Linked DNA regions of Mus musculus: region 1 is linked to region 2. A link is a loop called in an ENCODE intact Hi-C map of the cell type or tissue named here. Cell type or tissue: left cerebral cortex. All regions are shown on one strand. Links, peaks and the distances in the headings refer to the core of each region. The heading gives the core; the rest is flanking DNA. Region 1 overlaps Exph5 (exophilin 5). Region 2 has its middle 20 kb from the start of Ddx10.

Region 1 (7,582 bases), core at 2,614-5,113, 75 kb after region 2:
TAGGAAGATAAATTTAAAATCACAGCTTTTCAGTGACTATGCGGTTTTGTCCATAAGTAGACCTAACATTGAAAGAGCAGAAGAAAATAAGTGTCAGGTGGGTAAACGAAGGGCGAAAAATCAACTCCCAAACAGAAAGGAAAACGAATTTGAATTTCAGAAATGCTAATGCCACTGTTCTTGAGTGGTTGCCCAGAATTTCCACCTAAGGAGAGGGAGGGGCTGCAGGCACCGGTGCGGACGTTCAGTTGAAGGCTGCAGAAATCAGTCCCCCTCTACTCCGAGTGTCATTGTGTACAGCTTTGTGACAAATGAGCGGGCTGAGCCGACTCCTGAGAATTTTCCGCGTGTCTTTCTGTTTGCAAAGCTTCCCACCCTCTTAAGGTGTTGGCTTGGCACGTGATGTGTTCCCTCACTGGCGAACCATTAAGATTGAGTTGCGGCGCTAAATCAAAGGTGTTGGAGGTCACTGTCCCTGAAAAACAAGCTGCAGCAAGCAGCTGCTGGGGCTTGTGATGAGGCTCTGGGACCTCACCGGGCACCAGAGCACCGGGAGCACCTGGACGGTTTACTTTCGGCTTTCACCGGACTGAAAGAGCTGAACAAAATGTAGATCTGTGGGACTGTACCTACCAGAACCTCTTGCCAGGAATACTCTTCATCGGTGAGTTGCTTTTTCAAAAGCAAAACGAAACATTTGGGGCAATAGTAATTCTGTTGTTTGGAAGATTTAAAACTGAAAAATATTCCGTGGTTACTAGGAAGCATTTTTTTTTTTTTTTCAAGGAGAAAAGAAGTTGATTGCCAGCATACGGGAGATCAAGGATTTCACTGTGTTGAATCTTAAGAGACTGGATTTTTTTTTAAGGCAGAGTTTCATAGAGCGGAAGGAGATGGCTTAGGAGACCCGGGGAAAGTGGCAGAAACGAGTTTACTCCATAGGCAGTTTTGGTTTTTTTTGTTTGTTTTTTTTTTTGTTTTTGTTTTGTTTTGTTTTTTTTTCTAAGCTCGCGTTACAGATTACTGCAAGAGTTGATCAACAGCTATAAAAGATCTAGGAACGTCATTCTTGGTATGTGTTTTGGCCAGAGGGCAAACAGAAAACTTGCAGACTCTGTTCAGCAGATGTCCTTCTCAGATACCAAATAGACTCCTAACTTGACTGACAAAATACAGCCTGGAGATATGCAACCAATGTCATTACTTCAGTACTGCCCAGACATCATCGACAGTTTTAAATACATCTTTCTTTCTTTTAAAAAAATATTCATTTTTATTATTATTACTGTGTGTATAAGAGAGAAAGACAGAGACAAAGACAGAGAGGGCAAGCCTGCACCATGCCATGCATGTGGTGGCGGTCAGTGGACAACTTCCAGGAACTGGTTCTGTCCTTCTGTGTAGGATGAGGATCAAACTCTGTCAGCAGCCTTGGCAACAAGAACTTTTACCCAACAAGCCGTCTTAACCACCCCAAGTACATCTCACTTCAACTTTGAATGGAAATGTGTAATATTTATCTCAACAAGATCACTAATAGTGGTGTGTTTATTTATGTACTTGTTTTGTTTGTTTGTTTGTTTGAGACAAGGATATATACTGTAGCTTAGGCTGCCCTGGTACTCAGCCCAGTTTAGCTTCAGGCTCACACTGATTTTCCTGTCTCTACCTTGACAAATATTTGATCTACCAGGTCAGAATATAACAAAGGGTATATACTATTGTTTATTCCTACAAGGTCTCACAGAATCATGCAAAAAGTATGCTCTCTTCATTTTTAAATTTGAACTTGACCTCAATATCTAGATAGAAATCTAAATGTGAGGGAACAAACATTTTTTTATGTTACAGGTGGGAGGTGTCATACCAAGACAGCTAATATGAATTCATGGGCTCTCTAATCCCATGTAGCCTTTAACTTTAACAGTTCTGATCTTTAAAGTACAAAAGCAGCCTTTAAAATGTGTTCTGACAAGGAAGCTGTTCCTTGCCTGAGCTCTGGGGAGGGGCTGACGGGACCTGGGAAGGTCAGCACAGAACTTTCAGGTCTCTACTTTCTCAAGCCGTCAAGGGTTTGCCAGGGCTGGACTGTCATGCTTGGTGCCCTGGAGAGTAAGTCAGCAAAGCAATTAAAAAAAATTTTCCCCCACTTTAATGTATCGTTTTAATTCCTTCTAGTATGATTTATGCTACGATGTTAATTTTTAAATCAACACGCTTCTCAGTTTATTTATTTTCATCTTTTTCCCTTTTCAAATCTTATTTGTGGTTATTGTAACAGATTTTTGAGTATCAGGCACAAAAGAAGTCAAGATTGAAGTTATTAATATAGCCATAAGATGAGCATGAGTGAGACGGAAGCATTCACTCCTCTAGCAGAGAGTCCAGAGCAAAGCATCTTGATTTGAGCTTCCAGAGCAGTATTTAGAGGAAAGGTAACCAGGTCAGGAAAAGAAAGGCAAAAACAAAACACCAAACTTTATATGCAGAAGATGAAACTCTTGATAAGCAAATTCTCCTCCTCCTCTTCCTCCTCTTCCTTCTCCTCCTCCTCCTCTTCCTCCTCCTTCTCTCTCTTCTTGGTTTGTTTTTTGAGACATGGTCTCTCTATGAGTCCTGGCTGTCCTGGAATTTACTATGTGGACCAGGCTAGCTTCAAAATCACAGAGCTCCATCTGCCTCTCAAGGGCTGAGATTAGATACGTATGCCACCACTCCAGGGTTATTTTCTTCTTTTAAGCTTTGAGTGTTTGTTTGGTTTTGCTCTGGTTTTGAGACAAGGTCTTTTTTTGTTGAAGCCAGGTTAGTCTCAGGTTCACTATGTAGCTCATACTGACCTTGAACTCCCAATCCTTCAGCCTCCGTCTTCTGGATTCTACAATTATAAATGTATCCCACCATGCTCGGCTCTATGCTTTGGTTTTCCCTTGGAAATGACACTGGAGAATAGACAATTTTTCTCAGAAAATAAAATGGGGAAGGGGTTTCATAATTTGGCAAGATATCCTTGTTTACTTTAAGGCCCAACTGGTAAAATTAGGATAGTTTCCCTCCCTACTCAGTTAATTCCCAACCCTGGTCCAAAACTCCCGTAGGATATGATGAGAAGACTTGAAAGAGAAAAATCAGAATCATGTAACTCTTACTAAAGTATATCATGTCTGTCCAAGTTTGTTATTATTCATTAGTGATATCTATGTCTTCCTATGTGTAGCATATGAATTAAGCATTAGGTATCTATGTATAAGAAAAATAAGATAACTATAGGATTTTGTTCTAACTGTGGTTTCTAGTAGCCATGAGGGATCTTAGAATGTATCCACCACACAAGGATAAGGGACACTGCAGCATATGGGGTGTTGGTAGTGGTGGTGGTATATATTGTCTTCTCTTGTTTTGCTTTGTTGAGAGAGAGTGGAACACTGTAGTCCAGGCTGGCCTAGAACTCTGTGTCGCCCAGTTTGACCTGGAACTCATTGCAATCTTCCTACCTGAGCCTCCTGAGTGTGGAATCTTGAAGTTTTGGTTTATTACTTTCAATGAACCAAAAAATTCATGAGAACGCAGTGCTCCCACCCATATGTTATAAAAGGTCACATGGCTTCCATTTCTGCCTCAGACGTGTCCTCTTCCTCCAAAACTCACAGTGTGCCCCAGCTTTCCCTTTATGATTTTTATGTTACTTGGAAAGGATTGAACTGACCCAAACCCCAGGAAGAAACACATTTATGCTTACCTTTTATTGATTGCTATTCCATGTACTCTAGACAGTCTAACGTAATGCGTGCAGCTCTCGTCAACACTTCCTGCAAGTGGGGTTTCCCAGGTCATGCTATAAGGTAGCTGGTGTATGGCCTATGGTCCTCAGCCCCCACCACAAAGTTTCAGTACCTCTGCTGTCCCACAGGCTCCCTCCGTGGAGTTTAGTAAGTGTCTGTGGTATACACCCTGGGCACTCTGACCTTCAGAGTAGCATCCTTAGCTGTTCCTTTCTTGGTTCAGATTCCCAGTTACAGAAATGACTCCCTCCTGACCATGATGAGGCAATATGTTCCAGCATGCTCCACCAGGAAGTCACACCCTCAGGGAGCCGCCAACCCTCTGTCCACCCACCATCTGAAAGCCACAGCCATATGCTCCTCCTGGTTTTGGCAATTTCGGAAATATAGGGTTTCTTTCTTTTTTTTTTTTTTCCATTGCTCTTTTCCTATGGTAATCCCCAAATGAAAACACAAGGGAACAAGTTTGCAAAGCTCATGAATAATATGTACAGTTAAAGCCCCCTTTCCTTGGAGAATTCCTATGGTGTACGGCACACCGGTGACTATCCCAGCATGGTTACACAGGGGCTGATAACCATGACTTCTGGATGAGAATTGAAGCCCACCCTTCTGTTCCTTAAAGATGATTTAATTCCCTTCAATGCGAGGAGCTTTGGTGGATCCACCTAACCACTTCTCAGACATGCCCAAATTTGCCTGATCCATAGGGCGTACACAGCTTGGGCCGTTCAGCTGCAAACTCTCTTACATAAGCAGAAAGGTCAGATACTATTTTGGAAAGTTAAAAGGCACATCGTATTTTCCCTGAATTTATATTCCTTGTGCCTCTTGCTCTGTCTTCCCTTCTTTCTCTTTCCCATTTTCTAGTTGAAAAAAATCCAAGCTGGAGTAGAAGACTCTAAGACCTTTAGCCAAAGAATTCAGAGTTAAAGAGATCTCTCCTTCTTAGGCTGTGATGGTAGGTGTGGTGCAGACAGATGAGCAGCTGGAAGAAGCAAGATGTGGGGAGAGTCTGAGTTTCATCCTGGGTAGCCAGTGGCTTCCTTGATCTGATTATCTTTATGAAGTTTGAGCCCCGTGAACAGTTTTACATGAAGAGATGGTCAGATCCTGGCTTTGGAATATAATTGAGGCAGCACACGGCTGGGAAAGAGGAACCTTTCTTTTTATTTCTCCAGGATAATTGGGAAGCCCTGCAGCTTCTTCAGACAAAGCTAATGGCTGTAACAATTCCCGACATGGGTGATAACAGCCAAGGCAATAAATAGCTTTACTTTTGTGTTCTGTCAAGCTTGTATCAAAGTCCCACCCAAGGATCAGACAGAGCATTTAGGGAAAGCGTGGACATAAAGCCAAGTCTCTTCCAGGAGGACTCTGTAATCTGATTGGCCCATGCAGTGGGTGGCTGGTTCACCTCAGAACTATTCAGTTTTGTTTTGTTCCTTCATTTTTGCTGCTGTTTGTTTTGGTTTTTGTTTCTTTGTTTATTTTGTTTTTTTCTAGACAGGGTTTCTCTATATAGCTATGTAGTCCTGCCTGTCCTGAAACTCACTCTGTAGACCAGAATGGCTTAGAGATCTACCTGCCTTTGCCTCCTGAGTGCTAAAATTAAAGGCACACACAACTGAATCTGTTCTTTATTTTCGGCTTCCAGCAAATAACAGTCAAGGGTCTTAAGGAAGTTGTGTCCCTTTGAACTTACACAGGGATCTCATGTGGCCTAGCTGCGACCTAGGTAATAGCAGATACACTGTCAGATGTATCACGTGCAGAGCATCTGATGATAAGGATCCTCCCTCCAGGGGAACAAATAGAAGAAATTCTTAACGTAGACGATAGGATCCAGGAGGCTTCCTGGAGGAAGAGGACCAAGTTAGGTGACTAAAAGACTAGAGTCTGTACCAAGCAAGGATGTGGTAGCCAGAGAACGCAGAAATCCATCTAGGTCACTGAGACTTAATGAGTCAGCTCGAGTTGACCTCATCTGCTCTTCACTTTAGAAAGATTAATCAATTCAGTGGTTTCTCAGCCCAGGGCAGTGTTATGCCCCGGTGGACATTCAGCTTTAAAACCTTTCCATTTTTCACAGCTGACGTGAGGGTAGAGGTCAGGAGTGCTGAGGAACATTTTACAGTGACTGAGACAGAAGGGCACAGGAAAAGGAGTTTCAGCAGTGCCTAGGCAGAAAATCTTTTTTCCAACCTATAGAACAAAGAAAGATAGATAAAAGTAAAGAAAGAAAAAAGAAAGAGAGAGGGAGAGAGAAAGAGAGGGGGGGAGGGAGGGAGGAAGGAAGGAAGGAAGGAAGGAAGGAAGGAAGGAAGGAAGGAAGGAAGGAAGGAAGATTGATAGATTAGAGTCAGTATCAGGAATGCTGGCATGATGGCGCATACCTGTAATGCCCTTCTAGTCTAACCTCAGCTACACAGTGAGTGTCTTAGGGTTTCCACTGCTGTGAAGACACCATGACCAAGGAAGCTCTTATAAGGATAACATTTAACTAGGGCTGGCTTATAGGTTCAGAGGTTCCGTCCATTATCAAGGCAAGAACATGGCAAACACGGTGCAGGCAGAGCTGAGAGTTCTACATCTTCTTCTGAAGGCTGCTAGCAGAACACTGTCTTCCAGGCAGCTAGAATAAGGGTCTTAAAACACACACTCACAGTTACACACCTACTCTAATAGAGCCATACCTTCTAATAGTGCCACTCCATGGGCCAAGCATCACAGTGTGTGTGAGACCAGCTTAGGCTACATAAGATCTTTGTCTCAAAAAGGCAAAACAAAATAAAAATGAGAGCATACATAAGAACTGGAGAGGAGGAAAATTTATATGTAATCTTAGCAACCAATTTTACTGGATTTAGAGTCATCTAGGAGACAAACACCGGGGCTGTATCTTTAACCATGAGCCCAAAACTCCTTTACCCCTTACGTTGCTTCTTGCTGGGGTATCAGTCACAACAAGAAGAAAAGAAACCTCTACATTCCTGGGATGGCAAATATGAAAACGAACAGCTCTGTGCAGGATTTTGAGTGGAATCGTGACACTGTAGCAGCTGGATGTAGTAGGTGAGGAAGAAGTGGAGGTGGTGTTTCTTTTTTCTGCCTTGGGGAGCTCGGTGGATGATGATGGACAACAGAGGAAGAGTGAATATGGGAAGCGGAATGACCTCCTTCATTCATTTACTTAACCAGACTCCACCAGAATTCCACAAGACCAACCCCAACAGTTCTCACCTTCATTCACAAGCTCCATTTCTGTGACATCAAGACGAAAATCAGAGGCCAAGAAGATTGACCACAGTGGAGAAGACATATATGGTGTGGGATCACATCTGAGGGACAGGGTTCTAGCAAAAGTCTGGTTCAGTTTTCTGGAGTGAGTGACAGCTACATGGTCCTTGAGTGTAAGATAATTGTCCAGGCCCAGAGATGTCAGGAAAATGCTTCAGGCACAAAACGGTAGTGCAGAAGCTCAGATGTCTGTCAAATTCCCTCTGGCTGAAATGACAAAGGGAAGTAGGGTATGAGGCCAGAGAGCATGTCAAGACTAGGTCATGTAGGGCTTCACAAATGCAGGAATTAACCTCATCTGTCACTTGGAATGGAAGAGGCACAGTTCAATTTGTCCTGTTTGGGACAAGCTTGGAGACACCAGGACAGATAAGGGCTACTGCACTGAGAGGGTATAATGGGTGCAGGTAGATGCAGAGACAAGGATAGATTTCAGAGAGAATCCTGGGCTTGAGTCAGTGGGGTTTGTTAACCAGAATGTGGACGGAAAGGCAAGAAGTCCA
Region 2 (7,582 bases), core at 3,350-5,849:
CCTGAGCAAGCACAGGTTACGGCCATGGTGGGTATTTGAAGAACTCATATGCACAGTTTCAATACTGGATTGGAAACACCCAACCAAGTTGTCATCATGATTGTGTTGTGGGTAAACTTGGGGAAAGGGAAGCTTTCTGGGATGTCTGCTACTACATGGAGAACAACCCATAAACCAACACAGAGCAGGCAGAGTGAGAAAGAAAAAAAAAAACAGGTCAGAAAGTAATATCAGATATGAGAAAAACTATAAAGTGAAAAACTATAAAGTGAAAAAGGTCAACCCAAAATACAATAGTCCTCAAGATAACTTCAGCACGGGGCTGGGATACATGGAATATAATATGTCAGAAGGAAAGTTATACACTATCTATTTTTATGATCTATATTTCGAAATGGAAGAAATTGAAGTGTCAAGAATTCAAGTATAGTTAGCAAGCTAATGGTAAAGTACATAAATGTAAATCAAGGTTTCTAAGGTATTTGATGGCCTCATGGCATGATGTGGTTCAGGCAATCCCATGTGGTGACTCTGCAAGCTGGAACATGAGGTGGTCTCATCAGGAGAAGAGAGAACCATTAGGTCTGGTGGCTTCTGGCCTAGTAGATGAGGCTCGAAAGGAATGGGGTTTCCTAGTTTTCAAGAGAGTAGGTGAGGGCTGGAGAAATGACTCAATGGCTAAGAGTACTGACTGCTCTTCCTGAATTCAAATCCCAGCAACCGCATGGTGGCCCACAAACATCTGTAATGAGATCTGACACCCTCCTCTGGTGTGTCTAACAACACCTACAGTCTACTTACATATAAAAATGAATCGAGAGAGAGAGAGAGAGAGAGAGAGAGAGAGAGAGAGAGAGAGAGAGAGAGAAAGACAATGTCCCCCCAAAAAGGATCAGCCATCTGTATTGCACACACACACTTGTCTGCTCTTTGCTTTTACTCTGAAACTGAAGAGTGAACCTAAGGCTGTGTGCATGCTGTGCATAGTAAGCAAGCACTCTACCTCCCACTGAGCTACATCCTCAACACTTTTTGTACTTTAGCGGGAGTGCCGCAGTAGGGGTTGAGACAATGTAGTAGTTCTGTGTAGTTCTGGCTGTTGAGGAGCTCACTGTATAGGTCAGACTGGCCTTGAACTCCAACATCCTTCAAGATACATCCAGAGTTAACATCATTTGTGCCTGTGTAGAATGTTTAATTGTCTTCTTGCTTTGGATTTTTCTTTATTTTTATTTATATCTTTGCATTTAAATTTTATTTATGATTAGCACTCACTCCTTCAGAGGCTTCTGGAAAGAGAATTTGAGAGGTAAAAATGTGGAGACCTTGTTTGTCTAAAAAGGCTCCATTCCCTCTCACGTTCTGTTAAGTTGTGCAAGAGAAATGGAATTCTGGCTGGGAAGCCGTGTTCCCTTGGACACTTCAACATGTTGCTCCCCAGGATTCCAGGGGCCTTTGAGAAATACACCTCCACTTTGCTCCCCACTCTTTGAACCTGACACAATTATCTGTATCCCTCTTATTTTCTAGTTACCATTAGATTGTGACTTTGTAGAATAATGTATCTTCCAATGAATTGTTTTCATCCACTGTAGTGATTTCCATTAGCCAGGAATTGTCCCTCATTTTTTTTTTTTTGAGGTTGTTCCTTTGATAATTTCCTATCTATGTTAATCTGTTCACCAACTTTCTGTTTGACATGTTGTTATGGCTTATGGACAATTTCATCTTTCAAGCCTTTGTTGAATGTACTCTTAAACATTATTTTCCAACTTTTCATTCTAATGTTTTATAAATGTTTGCTTGTTTGCTTTTAAGTTGTATTTATATTTATTTTTTAGGAAGTATCATGTAGCCCAGAATAGACTAAATTTTTTATATAGTCAAGGATGCCCAGGACCTCCTGATCTTCCTGACTCCACCTCCAAGGGCTGGAATTACAGTCATACACCACTATGCATGGTCTATTTTCAAGTTTTGAAACAGGGTCTTACTATATTGACTGAGTTAACCTCAATTCATGGCATTCTTCTTCCTTCAGACTCCATAGTGTTGAGATTACTGGGACAAGCCACTACATCCAGCCTTTTTCTTCCTTCCTTCCTTCTCTTTTTCCTTCCTTCCTTCCTTCCTTCCTTCCTTCCTTTTTTTGTCTGATTCCTGTTTCCTGGATACACTTTAATATATTAATACTATTCTGAAACAGAGTCTTATTGTTCAGCCCAAGCTGGCCTTGGACTTGCAGTCTTCCAGCTTTTTTTTTTTTAATATTTTTATTAGGTATTTTCCTCATTTACATTTCCAATGCTATCCCAAAAGTCCCCCATACCCTCCCCCCCATTCCCCTACCCACCCACTCCCACTTTTTGGCCCTGGTGTTCCCCTGTACTGGGGGATATAAAGTTTGCATGACCAATGGGTCTCTCTTTCCAGTGATGGCTGACTAGGCTATCTTTTGATACATATGCAGCTAGAGACAAGAGCTCTGGGGTACTGGTTAGTTCATATTGTTGTTCCACCTATAGGGTTGCAGTTTCCTTTAGCTCCTTGGGCTCCTCCATTGGGGGCTCCTGATCCATTCCAGCTTTTCAAGTGCTAAAATTTTAAAGTGTGTTAGCATGCTGGGATGCTTTTTTTTTTTTTTTAGAAAATTTTAATTAGAATTTTATGTGCAGGAACATGCATGTAAAAGTACATATAAAACATGCATTCTCTTCTAATTGTCTCTCTCAACTCTACATTTCTTTCCCCTATAATTGCCAAAAATCTCTGTCTTTCTTATTAAAGAATGGACTTAAACCTAAAAAGTTTGGTTGTCCTTTTCATTTGTAATAATAAGGATTAAACACTGAACTAAATTCAGTGAAGCACAGGTACACACAGAGACAATAAAGTGGGAGGCAACTATCTGGAAAGAAGAAGGGGTTCACCATGAGAGGAGGGTAGGCAAGGGAAAATAATGGGAGTGAATCTAGTAAAAAAATATATTATATACATGTCGACAGTCACACTATCCCTCATTAAATATATAAAATTATGTCTCAACCAAAATAAATTTGAATGAACAGTTTTTAAAATTTTTAATAAACTGACTCATTCATGTTGGTGGAGGTCAGAGGACAACTGGTCAGTGCTCTCTTTCTCCCGTGTGGGACCACAGGATCAAACTCAGATCTGACACCCTCTCCTGGCCTCAACAGGCACCAGGCACAGATGGTACATACACATGGCAAAACACTCATACTCATACCACTAAAATAAATAAATCATTATTGAAAACAACAACAAACAATTTGGCCCAGAGAAATTGGGCTGTGCTTATCAACTGTTAGGCTTTGCTCTCGTGTGGATTCATGACGGAGCTCCTAGACATGCTTTGTTGACTTGGAGCTGGAAACCTTGCTGTCCTGAAGGCTGGCTGGCCTTTGCATCTCAGTGTTAGCAGCATCCCAGCCTCTGCTCACTAGAGGATAGTTACAAGTTCCATCTGTAACTACAAACTGTCTCCAGACGCTGCCAGATGTCTAAGGTATCTCTTTTCAGAACCACTGTCCTGGACTGGTCTGGGTAAGGTTTGGGTGGCCTCCAAACAGCCGTCTGTAAGTTTCCTTTCTCACGGCTGTCAGTTTCTCTTGCTTTCCTACAAGAGATTTCCTGCCTGGAGATGATGGCTTGGATACCAGAAGAAGAGCTAGTCTTCCCGTGTCTATGTGGATTTTTACACTGTCACCATGCTTTTACATTTTTGTTTAGTATGTGGTGTGTGTGTGTAATGTGTGTGTGTGTGTGTGTGTTCACATGGGAGTGTGTGTGTGTGTGTGTGTGTGTGCATGTACTCGTGGAGGTCAGGAGTCAGTTCTTCCGTGTGGCTCCCGGGGATTCATCAGGCTGTATAACAGTCGCCTGGGCAGCACTATTTGTGAACTTTTGTCATATTGAGTTCTAAAAAGCTATGTCATTTTAGAAACATTATAAGTTTTATTAAGATAATCAGGCTATTTGAAAAAATAGGGGGAAAAAGTACTTCAACATTTTTCTAGTTGGTGTTAAAAATTGTTTATCACCATGCTGCAGACTTCTTGTAAAGTCTACCAGAGACCAGGGCAGTCAGAAAGGAAACCTGAGGATCAAGTCTTTCTGATTATCTAGGACACAAGACTATTGCTGTTCTCAGTGCTGCCCACTGCTGGACTTCTCTTTGTATATGAGCCTTTCCTTCAATACGTGATGCTGGTTTCATTGAATGTTCTCTATCAGAGGTTTGTGCTGGTAGAAACAGACCTTAAAAAAAAAAATAGCTACATAGAAATTCAGAAGTATTGTCACTGGAACTGCCTGCCTTCCAAGACTTATCTAGATCAGCAATGTTTCCAGATCTGTAAGCTGAATGCATGTTTCATTATTCACTGTGCGTTAGACTGAGTTGCTGGTTCCCTGCCCACAATAAAGCAAAATTGAATTAACGGAAGGCAAGAATTGGAGTGAAGATTGTTAAACTATGGAACGTTACATGTCATATAAGTTTTGAATCACATCATTTTCTGCTTCAAGATGGCAGCCAGCCAGCAAGTGAGGCCCTTCTCAGACTTTCCAAAGGAATCTAAAAAGAGCCAGTCAGCCAGACTCGCTCAAGTCTGAAAGTGTTGATGTTGCCATTCTGACACACAGTGCCTTCCCTACTGCTCCAGCCCTGGCTTTCAAAACAGGATTGAACAGGGAGGATGTGGAAACAGCTCTCCATGGGCCTACATGCCAATATAAATGCTGCACCCGACAAGCACGCTAGACAGGTGTGTTGGTTCTTAGGGAAGTTTACTTTTAACAACAGTGCCAAGCACACCATGGGAACATCTCCAACACGCAATCCCTACCTCAAGCGAAAGACTTTTATGATGAGCCAATGAGCATCTGTTGGCCTATTGCCTTGGTCCAGCCTATAACCACCATGACCAAACACTTGGTGCTAGGAACATATTGATACAACCGAGAGTGAAGAAGTCAAATGTTACTGAACAGACTCTTGGAGCCTGAAGTTCTCAGGCACAGGACTTTGAACTTCCCTATTTTCACCTCAGTGATAATCCAATAGAATTAAGATTAAGATTGTCCTAGACACATCCTGTGGCTGACCAGAATTAACTTTGGCAATGAAAAAGGATTTATCTGGCCTACACTTTCAAGTAACAGTCTATCACTGAGGGAAGTCAGAGGAGAAACAAAAAGCAGAAACTCAAAGCCAAAAACCTTGGAGGAATGCTGCTTGCTGGCTTACTTACAGGCTCATAGTTGGCTTTGGTTGTGTGCTCTCTTTTTAATATGGATGTGTCTGCATGAGTTTGCACACATCTGTATGTAGGTTTCTGTAGAACCAGAGCATGGTGGATGCCCTGAAACTAGAATTATGGGAGGTGTGAATGAGTGGTATGGAGGCTAAGAACCAAATCTGAGTCCTCTGCAAAAGCAATTAAGCATAACCACTATGCCTCCTAAGCTAGGTTTCTTATTCGTCAGAGACCACCTGCCTATGGACAATGTGGTCCGCAATAGGCTGGGTCCTCAATCATTCAGCCAGCACCATTTTGCCTTGTTGCAGTTAGATGATGATAATACTGTTAGGGATTGAATTTTATTGGTAGTTTTGAAACTTCTATTACATGGGCTCTAAACTTGATCATTTTTATTGAAAGGACTACTGTTTTAACTAATTTATCCTTTTAGTGTATTTTTTAAAAAATTTGTGATTGGGGCCAGAGAGATGGCTCAGTGGTTAAGAACACTAACTGTTCTTCCAGAGGTCCTGAGTTTGATTCCCAGCAACCACATGGTGGCTCACAGCCATCTGTAGTGGGATCTGATCCCCTCTTCTGGTGTGTCTGAAGATAGTGACACTGTACACACATACATAAAGTAAATAAATCATTTTAAAAAAACCCGTGGTTTTCTCTTTAAAATGATTTAGATGTTTTTAATTCTTTGCTCTGAAGAGAAATATGTTTCTTTGTTTTTTGTTTTGTTTTTTTTAGTATATAAATTAACCATTTTATTGAATATCTATAAACTATACATATTAACTATACAAAATGCTGCTTACAATATAAATACCTTTAAAATGTAAACATCTTTCTCCCAGGGACACCTGTTGGGCCCCAAAATAGTTCTGGGAGACACATTGGCCAGAGAAATATGTTTTATACCAAAGAAATGTTCTTATATTAATTAAATTTTCTACTTCTGTGATAAAACACCATGGCCAAAATCTATTTATGGAAGAAAGACTTAATTTCAGCTTACAGTTTCAGAGGAATTAGAGCCCATCTTGGTGTGAAAGCATGGCAGCACAGTAGAAGACACAATTGGCAGGGGCTATAAGCTCTACCCTACTTGCAGTTTGCCTGCCCTCGGTTACCGATGTCCTTCTGCAAGGCTGTGCCTCCTAAGCCATCCCAAACAGCAGCCCTAACTGGGCCAAGTGTTCAAGTAACCACACCTATGGGGGAGTCTCTCATTTAAACCACTATTTTTCTTAAACATTATCTTTTAAAATATTCCTCTTTTTCACTCTTCCTTCTTTGTTTTGAAAGTTCTTACTAGTTAAACAGTGACTGTTTTCCTGTGTGTCTCTATCTCTATTTCTGTCTCCGCCTCAGACAGGATCGCATGTAGCACATGTTGCTTAAATTCACTATGTAGCTAAGGATGACCTCAGATTCCGGCTCCTTCTGCCTCCTCCACCCAAGAGGTAGCATTCAGAAGTGTGCTACCACAGACAGTTCCTCCGTATCATATAAGCTATCTTATTTTCCCTTCCTTAAAATTCTTTTTGAAATTCACCTTCTATATATACCTCCTTAATGTGTATTTTAGATCATGAATACAGGATTTTAGGAGTTAAGTTTTAAAATGTCAGTTGTAGTTTTCAATTTTATTTTTATAAACTGTGAACATGAACCTTGGGTAGTTTTTTTTATTTTCCTGTGATTTCTTATCTCGAGCTATGTTAAGCACACTTGTTTTATGAGGCACTAAGCTGTAGGTCTCAGGAGGGAGGCATACATAAACCTGCCTGCTGTTAGATCTCTTATCTTACATCTGGTGGATTACTTCCTGCTGCTGTTTTGTCATTTTTAAAATTTGCTCTCAGCTTCAGTGGGAACCATACCTTCCTGCATAGCTTTAGCTTTAACCTAAGCAGCTCCTTTGCTGTTTGAGTTTTGTTTTTTTTTTTGTTTTTTTTTTTTTTTTTTCTGGGCTGTTGGGCTGTTTTGTGTCAGGTTTGGGTTGGGATTAGATGTTCCTGGGCCATGCAGAAAGTACAAATCTATCTGCACTTAGAGCTGGCGTTTCAGACTTTAGCTCTGCTCATGAGGTAAACTTGGGTTTTTTTTTATTTCTTGGAGGTTTTTAGATTGTTCCCCTCTCAAAGCCTAAGATCTTAGCAAGTTTCATTGGAGCCTTTTCCTGTGAGAGGGCAGAGAGACTTCCCAGTCTCTCCCTCGCACATGTTTTTATGATTCCAAGTTTATGCCTCGGAATCTTATTTTTAATTTCAAAGCCTATAGCTACCTCTGCTCGCCAAGGCCGC

What was found. Peaks named below come from ENCODE experiments on the same cell type or tissue, not always from the same donor. Only the 100,000 strongest peaks of a DNase experiment are listed, where the experiment ranks them.
Region 1: a loop joins it to region 2, with 1.9 times the contacts of the local background. A loop is called at or near these places in 3 of 42 quality-filtered maps.

The regions. Positions count from the first base shown.
Region 1 is chr9:53,340,807-53,348,388 of GRCm38, forward strand. All of the region lies in intron 3 of Exph5 (exophilin 5), which reads left to right. Among named protein-coding and RNA genes, the nearest start is that of Poglut3, 39 kb to the right of the region's middle. In left cerebral cortex, for the core only: no CTCF peak of the experiment used is centred there; a DNase peak (open chromatin) is centred at 4,088; H3K27ac peaks cover 303 bases.
Region 2 is chr9:53,264,761-53,272,342 of GRCm38, forward strand. No RefSeq gene overlaps it. Among named protein-coding and RNA genes, the nearest start is that of Ddx10, 20 kb to the left of the region's middle. In left cerebral cortex, for the core only: a CTCF peak has its summit at 4,179 (motif pointing left); DNase peaks (open chromatin) are centred at 4,206 and 4,509.